2 separate regions of the Homo sapiens genome follow, and region 2 is linked to region 1. The links are chromatin loops, found by intact Hi-C in ENCODE. Cell type or tissue: MCF 10A. All regions are shown on one strand. Each heading gives the region's core, and the rest is flanking DNA. Links, peaks and the distances in the headings are about the cores only. Region 1 overlaps ERGIC2 (ERGIC and golgi 2). Region 2 overlaps OVCH1 (ovochymase 1).

Region 1 (4,406 bases), core at 125-4,124:
CATGCAATGCATTTCAGAGGAGAATTAACATATGCTTAGATTACAGATTAGATTATACTGACTAAAGCTTATAAATCTCAAAATGTTTCCATCCACACATTTCTAAATTTAGTACACTCAGGTTTCCTGAAGTGAAACATTCCCACATGAACATAAAATATTCATGAATGTAAATCAGTATTCTAAATTCTAAACATCTTTAATATATGATTATAACACTGCTAAAAAGTAAAGAATATGAATAAATCTGAATAGGATATTAATAAATCTACTTAAATTAATAAAAAACTAAATCCTTAATTACAATTTTACAAAGGATAGAATTCCTACTAGCTGAACAAGCTTCAGAAGTCCTTAAAATGTCCAATAGCTGGAACATGGTATATAATATGACTATTTTAGAAAGAGGCAATCAAAAACCTGCAGAAAACATGAGAACAGACTACTTTCTAAAAAACTAAGAAAATGATCTTTCCATATTTGGATAGACTTGATACTTTAAATGGAGCAGAAGGTTAAATAGAACATTTTAAAAAGGTTATCTGTGCTATAATGTACTCCTTCTATGTTAATAACCAAACCATTCCAGAATAACTAGGTTTCTGGTGTTTGTAAAATTCTCCAGAGAGGTTTCTGAAATGATATATATGCATTTTAAAACTTTGAACCTATATTATACAAAGAAGAAAATTCTTCTCATAATGTTGAACCTTTTTTTCATTCTTATTCTTTGGTGAATACAAAAAAGTGCAGTTATGCCCTGTTAATGTATTAACCTTTCATCTATTTCTACTGTTTAAATTGAACTCCTTCTGCCTTTTAATTCCTTCATCTTTTAACTTGAATTTCTTTATTCTGTTCTATGGCTCATTTTTGAATATTCAAATTTCATCCACTACTAGGACAAATTCTCTTCACATACATCTCAATCACCAACCACTTAAAGATTATCTTTACACAGTAGTTAGGAAGACATTAAAAATGTATTAATATTCAGGTTATAAGCAAAATTTTCTACATGTAAAATCCAACAATAATTATTAAATACTTACGATCTATAGCAATTTTTTCAGTTCCATCTAAAGGATTAATAATTGCTGGAACAAGCTCTCCAAAAGACAAATGATCTATTCTATGAGAAAAATTGTAAGCTAAAAGGCAAAAAATAAAAACAACTTAGCAGAGAAATTATATTATTCAAAATTACTTGGTACAGACTGGTTTACATCCTTATCTATTCTCAAATGAAAATGTTTAAAATCTTCAAGGATAATAATACAGTATTTTAAGCCACAATACTTTGAGAAAAATAAATGTAAATATATGCGAATTAAATGTATAAAATAAATTCTGACAAAATGCTATATCTCAAATTTAATAATTATATACAATTTAACGTCTAGAAAATATTAATATATAATGAAAGCCAAAAATATACATCTTTCCTTTTCCAAATCATCATATAGTTAACAGGACGGTATTGTTAGAATTGGAATGATGGCCATGTGGCCATATAATAAAACTGATCAGATATATTTTTAATACACTATTGCTAAATGTGACCAAACTAATTTTCTGTGGAATCCATTACTTGTTTTGTCCTCTAAAGCAGACTTTAAGAACTTAAGTCTTAAGACAATCATGATACCAAACTAACCTGAATACTTTATACATGTCTATACATCCATATTTCAATTTGCAAATTGAAATAAACTGCAAATATATTATTTTCTTTATCCCTAAAAATTAGCAGAAATGTGTACAAAGTTATAGAAAGTACACTAGGCTTTCCTCCCTAACCTCAGCAACTCAGAGCCATGACCAAATACAAATGCAGATTAAAGTAAATCAATTTAAAAATTTATTTTTTCCTTTGGATGAATATGTTTTCAAAACAGCTCACTTTCAACTACACTATATCTGCACTTTTAAAAATAATATTTTTTCAAGTACATCTTTACTGAAAAAAAGTCAGAATCTGCTTACATTCATGGTTGACAAGTGCTGCCAAATGTGCATGACCACGAGGATGTGGAATTGCCCTGAAAGGAGAAAAAACAATTATTAAAGTAGTACCATTTATATGTATAATTAATTAAAATCAGAAACTGGATCTTCCCTAAGTTATATAATTTTTCTTAGTACAAAATAACATAAGAATGCATTTGGCCTATTGACTGAGCAGACAAGTCTACTCATCTCAGCAATGCAATAAACTGCTGGAGGTTGGCAAACATTTTTGGCAAAGAGCCAGATAGTAAATACTTTAGGCTTTGTGGACCATGATGCAAAATCAAGTATATTATGTAGTTACATAATGAGAAAAAGCAAATTTTCACAAACTTTTCATTGATATAATAGTAATGAGTCCTTTTTTTTGTAATACAACTGTTTTGCAGGGAGATTACACTTTGTTTAATTGGGGTTTGGAATGTTCCCTATTTTCAAAACTGACCATAAATCTTTATCTGATGATGATGATCTGTAATGAAATTTTAAATATTTCATCTTTGAAAATATTAATCCACGAGTATGTGTTGAGCATATTCATTGCTTGAAAGACATTTATAGAATTCCAGTAGATTATTCTCCTAATACTTATTTACTTATAAACATGTTATTATATTGCAGATTAATAACTTCCAATCTAAATTAAAGCAAAATTTCAATTGTGCAGTGAAATGAATTTGAAACATGGAAATTTCCTTTGTATTTGCATCAATGTCTGAAGTTCTGGAACTATAGTTTGAAAGGTCAGAAAATATATTCAAGTATGAGAATGAGTCCAGATCCTTGCTTTAACTTTTGACAGCAAACGCTATCAAGGCATGAAAATTAAAAGAAACCACTCAAAATCACTAGTCATTGAAACAACTTTACTACAATATAAATTTCATAAATATTGGTTTTCCCTTATACTTTTAGGCTAAATTCATTAAACATTATTAAGTCTGCATGAAACTTAATTTCCAAAAATATTCATTGCTCAATAATTGTAACTGATGGAAGTTCTCTCACTCAGAAAAAATTCAATCTTGGCACTGAGCTCAAAAAATATACTGCTAAGCCATCAAACTGCTATGTAGTAGGGCAAGATGGAATATTCAGTTTTTATATCTGACAAAAAAAAACCATGGAAATGTCAATATTTAGGTTCAGGAGAGCAAATGAAGTTTACCACTGACACACCAGTTTAAAATACAAAATCAATTCAAATATTTTCTGCAAAGCAATAGGCATTAAACACTACATTTTCACAAGGTTTGAAATGCATTCAAGTAAGCCTTTTTCTGCTCCACACACCACCATCAGTTATAATACATTTGTAACATATACCAGATTCCACTTTAGGATGTACTGAATTTGTGTTCTCTCAACTTCTATAAAAATATTCTTGCCTATAGTTTTTGTTGAAAGCAGGCGATTCATAGATACTAATTCTGCAATCACTTCAAATTCAGCATTGATTCCTCAAATAAACAATAAGCAGTTCTAGTAACATCTGTCCACTTATCAAGAGTTTAGGAACTACTCAAAATCTCCTGGCTTGTTTTTTAACTGGCTATTAGATACTGCTCTCAATGTCCTCATCTACCAGAACACTCTTCTTGAAGAAGGCTAGTCATCTGATTGTCTAAAGCAAATTTATTTTTTCTGGAGTCATTTCTTTAGCTTTGGCAGTCAAACATTGCTTCACAGACTTATCAATACTTGGATGGCTTTCCTTACTTGCTAAACAATGAGGCACTTAAAGATTACAGCTTCATTTTCACGTTTTATGATAAAATTCTACAGTGTTTGGATATTCCATTTTTAATTTTCTAATTTTTCTGATCATTGCTTTTTTATAGGTTGGTAATATTGTGATGAATGCTCAATCTGGCACCATCAACAGATACTGTATTCTTTTTAGCACAATTAAATAGTGTCATTGCTTAATACGCAGGATGTTCTGCAGCCAAATTTGATCAAATAATCCATGGTACACTGTGCTTTAAAAATGCAACATTTGAAGTCCATATTTCTTTTTTTTAACATAGTAATACAATAAATAAATAAAATGTTGCAGGACAGGAATACACACAGCACTTTTAATGCTGTCAAATTATAACTGCATCACTACAATTCATAGTACACCAAAGTACAAAGTAATGAGAGAGTCATATATGGTCTCTGCCATAATTACTCAACTGTGGTACTGTAATACAAAAGCAGCCATATATAAACAAATGAGCATGGCTATATGCCAATAAAACTTTATTTTTGGACACGAATTTAAATTTCATATATTTCTCATGTATTATATTACTCCCCTTCTGATTTATTTTCAAATATTTAAAAATGTAAAAACCATGTCTGGGCAAGGTGGCTCACACCTGTAATCCTAGCACTTTGGGAGGCCAAGG
Region 2 (4,406 bases), core at 139-4,138, 130 kb after region 1:
CTCTGCCTTCTAACTTCTACCCAGTGGTCTTAGTTTTCAGCTCTGCAATTATTCAGAACAAGTCTAACTCTGTTTCTTTAGTAGCCTCTAAGATAAATCAAGACACTTCCCTCCTCCTCTTCAGTCTTCTTTGGATCAAAAAATATTATGGTTCCTATAACCATACCTCTCAAAACATTGTTCTGAATTTTTCCCATCTTGGTCATTTTCCTTCAGACAAATTCTGGCTTATCAATCTCCCTGTCTAAACATTGTACCCTAGAGGTCCTAGAGGTCCCTGAGACTCTAATAAAGGAGTTTCTTAAACTCTTGTTCTAAATATCCTTCTAACAGCTTAAGCAAAGGTGGCAAAAGCTTTATTGGCATTCTATCATCACAAGTTTGCCTGAGACAAAGTCAGTTTAGACCATTAAGCGTTTTAAATTATGAGCTGAAATTAAGCCACATCTTTTCTATCTGTACTTGAAATAAATATTTATATTCATTTTACATTAGTTTTGAAAGTTATAATCTTTCCATCATTTTAGTTTTAGCATACCCATTGGTTGTAGCATAAGGTCTAATCTCTCTGCATGGAACTCAAGGTCCTCTGCAATTAAGTCCCGATCATCCTTTCTATTCTCATCATCCACTGCTACCCCAGTTCCCATTCACATTGTTGTCCAGTCACAGTGGGATACTCAAAACCCAAAAAACCCCAATCTTCCCCACCTCCTTGACATTGCTTATATCTAATTCCCTTGGCATAGAATGACCTCTTCCTGCCTCTCCATCTGTTGAAATCTTCAGTATTAGAGCTACCAAAGACCTCATGAGCTATAAAATCATAACTATCCTTCAACGCCTCATTTCAATGCCATCTTTTCCACTATAACATTTATATCTCTCCCCACACTTCTAACCACTCCACACATACCTTAAAAACCACACCAAAGAGAATTAGTCTCTATCTTTTATAGTGTGCACTTTCTTGGATGGTATGGATTATAAAGCTTATTTCCTCTTGTAGTATAGTTATTTTTGTCTAGCTCTTTCTACCAGATTATAAACTTGTAGAACTGTTATCTTTGTAGTACACTATTCAAGTCTCAGTACGATTTTAAAAATGAATTTAGATCACTTAAGAAAATGAGATACTTGCAGAAAGATTTTCTAAAGCTTAAAGATATTTTTAGCTACATTTAGATATATTTCAGAGGACAGGGTATGTAGAAAATTCGTAAAATGAGACTGAAGCTTATAGGACATGAACTATTTTCCATCTTGTAGGTGATGCTAAGCAAAGTATTACCATGATCATAGAAATAAATGTGACAGAATTAATCACTAAATCCCACAGCAATCTCATTACCAGACGCTGTTAGTATTAAGTATTTGAACACATCCGTTCAAGTAAACTTTAGTTTAATAACTATTCAGGTTGATGATTTACATGAGTGAGTAAATATTCACCAATCAAAAAATATCAGATAAAATAGATACTTTTATATTAGAACTGGAGATACCAGATAAAAATGCCAAAATAAGCCAAGTTGTGGTGGCATGCCCGTGTAATCCCTACTACTTAGTACGCTGGGGTGGGAAGATCCCTTGAGCCCAGGAGTTTGAGCCCAGCCTGGGCAACGTAGGGAGACCTTGTCTCAAAAAAAAATTGCTGAAGTAGAGTGTTTTAAACTGCCCCATTTTGTGGGAGGAAAAGCCCCAGAAATCATTCCTATGTAGTATACATACCAATTATGAGAATAGTAGTCTCCTTTGGAATGGGGGTAACAAATCTTCCCACTTTCTCCAAATAACACTGTCCCCTGAGGTTTACAATCTTCAAAAACATGGGAAAAAGCCGATCATTTGCCTCACCCATAGACAACATTTCAAAATGATACAGAGGCCAGTCTGAAGCTGTACGATTTATATTAGTCATTTCATCGATATTTATGGGAATGCAAATATTTTTAGAAGCTATGATTTAGACATTGTATTTGCAAACAGACTTTAAAAACATTTCTGAATTCACCATAATTTGAATCAAAATCAAAACTTTTAAAAACACTTCTTCAGATTTAACATTTATCCAACTTTCCCATCTCTTTCTAGGCTGTCTTGGGTAAGGTTAAATACCTTTGTATAAAGATGCTAACGTACAATTTGAGAAGCTGAGGCGGTTGCATCACTTGAGGTCGGGAGTTTGAGACCAAGCCTGGCCAACATTAGTCAGGTGTGGTGGTCCATGCCTGTAGTCCTACTCAGGAGACTGAGGCAGGAGAATTGCTTGAACCCAGGAGGCAGAGTGCATGCCACTGCACTCCAGCCTGGGTGGAGAACAAGACCCAGTCTTTAAAAAAAAAAAAAAAAAAAAAAAAGATGTCAAATAAGCTGGGTGCAGTGGTTCACGCCTGTAATCCCAGCACCAGCACTTTGGGAGGCCGAGGCGGGTGGATCATCTGAGGTCAGGAGTTCGAGACCAGCCTGGCCAACATGGTGAAATCCTGTCTCTACTAAAAATACAAAAATTGCCGGGCACAGTGGCTCACTCCTGTAATACCAGCACTTTGGGAGGCCGAGGCGGGCGGATTACGAGGTCAGGAGATCGAGACCATCCTGGCTAACACGGTGAAAACACGTCTCTACTAAAAATGCAAAAAATTAGCCGGGCGTGGTGGCATGTGCCTGCCTGTACCCAGCTACTCGGGAGGCTGAGGCAGGAGAATGGCGTTAACCCGGAAGGCGGAGGTTGCAGTGAGCCGAGATTGTGCCACTGCACTCCAGCCTGGGGGACACAGCATGAGACTCTGTCTCAAAAAGAAAAAAAAAATTAGCTGGGTGTGGTGGGGGGTGCCTGTAGTCCTAGCTACTTGGGAGGCTAAGGCAGGAGAATCGCTTGAACCCAGGAGGCAGAGGTTGCAGTGAGCAGAGACTGCTTGCCACCGCACTCCAGCCTGGATGACAGAGTGAGACTCCATCTCAAAATAAATAAAATAAAATAAAATAAAATAAATAAATAAATAAATAAATAAATAAATAAATAAATAAATGGATACAGCTTTTAGCAATGGCATGGAAAGTCTCCCTCATTCACTCAAAAGTTTTAGATGCCAGGGTCAGGTTTTAAATGTTGGAGCCTATGTATGAATATGAGCAGGGCTTTTAAAGTTTACATTCAAAAATTTAAATAAAACTCAGATTGTGAATATGGTACAATCCTCCTGTTTGCTTTCCTCTGATGACTTTCTTCAAGTCAGCTTCCTTCTCTAATTAGAACCACACATACCCTTTCCTCTCTGGCTTCCATTCACTTCTTGGACAGAACTCAGGGCCTTTGTTATATACCTTGAGCCCACTTTTGAGAGGGGTTGGCCCCGATCCAAACCTGTAAAAGGTATAAGGAGTTAGTGCCTTTCCCAATAATAATCATTTAAATAAAACATTTTTAACAATGTGAAGTTAAAAGAATATGAAGAATTATAACTTCTACTAAAATCAATGCAGAGGGAATCTTTTCTCAGAGTCAGTAACCCACTATGTCTTTTAAAAAAGGCTAAAGGACTACGTGGAAGCAGGAATTGATTTGATTTGCTGGTTAGTGTGGTTTTAAAAATAAGATGTGAAATATTCAATTCTCTGATTTTTAAGAGTTAAGAAAACTCAATTTAACCCTATTTCCAAAGCATAGCCAGTTCTGGAAAGAGATAGGGGAAGATGAACTAGAAAAAATAGGCAAATAGAAGATGAGAAGCTTAGAAGATTATCCTAAGGAAGCATTATTTAAATAAATCACTTATCATGTTCTGGTGTTCATTTCACTGAAATGAACCATTAATGTCTGATTTCATTGCTCTTGTAAAATCTCATTGTTACCATTTACATTTGTTCAGGGCTTTTAAACCTTGTCAACTTTCCCTTCCAGGTGATCAAAATGGAACACAATTGCTACCAGAAGAGAACTGCTCCCCTGCAGTGGAGCAGTGAAGAGGCCTTTTACATCTAAGACCAAAGGAGAGTCTGTGGCAGTCTGAGGAAGTGCTGGCCTGTGGTAGGATCCACAGCACCACTTCTAAAAGCCCTGTCAGGTGGCTGCCCTTGGACTGCCATGAGAAAGCGATGGAGGATGGAGAGAGCACTATGTTCTGGGGCTCTGGGTCTTGTCATTTTAAAAAATGTGTGGTTTCTGCATTCAACTGCTTGTTCCTGAAAGCTGTGTTCTCTCAGGCTTCTTTCATTCTGCAGACGACAGGTTTGGTATCTCCAGGCCCACATTTTCCTAATCTAGATTTTAGTGTCACAGAGCCAAATTAACTCTCCAAGGCCTCCCTCATTTTTTCACTGTTGCCAAGGAAGTTAACAAGGTTGAACAGGCAAAGTGGGAGATGAGTGATTTATTTTTGGTATTCTTAAGTAGTACAGAGAAA

Evidence for each region. Peaks named below come from ENCODE experiments on the same cell type or tissue, not always from the same donor. Only the 100,000 strongest peaks of a DNase experiment are listed, where the experiment ranks them.
Region 2: a loop joins it to region 1, with 2.5 times the contacts of the local background. A loop is called at or near these places in 1 of 110 quality-filtered maps.

The regions. Positions count from the first base shown.
Region 1 is chr12:29,348,027-29,352,432 of GRCh38, forward strand. ERGIC2 (ERGIC and golgi 2) reads right to left here. Exons shown (of 14, transcript NM_016570.3): 9 at 1,987-2,042; 10 at 1,053-1,151. Among named protein-coding and RNA genes, the nearest start is that of ERGIC2, 31 kb to the right of the region's middle. In MCF 10A, for the core only: no CTCF peak of the experiment used is centred there; a DNase peak (open chromatin) is centred at 2,245.
Region 2 is chr12:29,482,982-29,487,387 of GRCh38, forward strand. OVCH1 (ovochymase 1) reads right to left here. Exons shown (of 26, transcript NM_001353179.2): 8 at 3,269-3,367; 9 at 1,732-1,819. OVCH1-AS1 (OVCH1 antisense RNA 1) reads left to right here. Exons shown (of 2, transcript NR_073172.1): 2 at 3,905-4,343. Among named protein-coding and RNA genes, the nearest start is that of OVCH1, 13 kb to the right of the region's middle. In MCF 10A, for the core only: no CTCF peak of the experiment used is centred there; no DNase peak of the experiment used is centred there.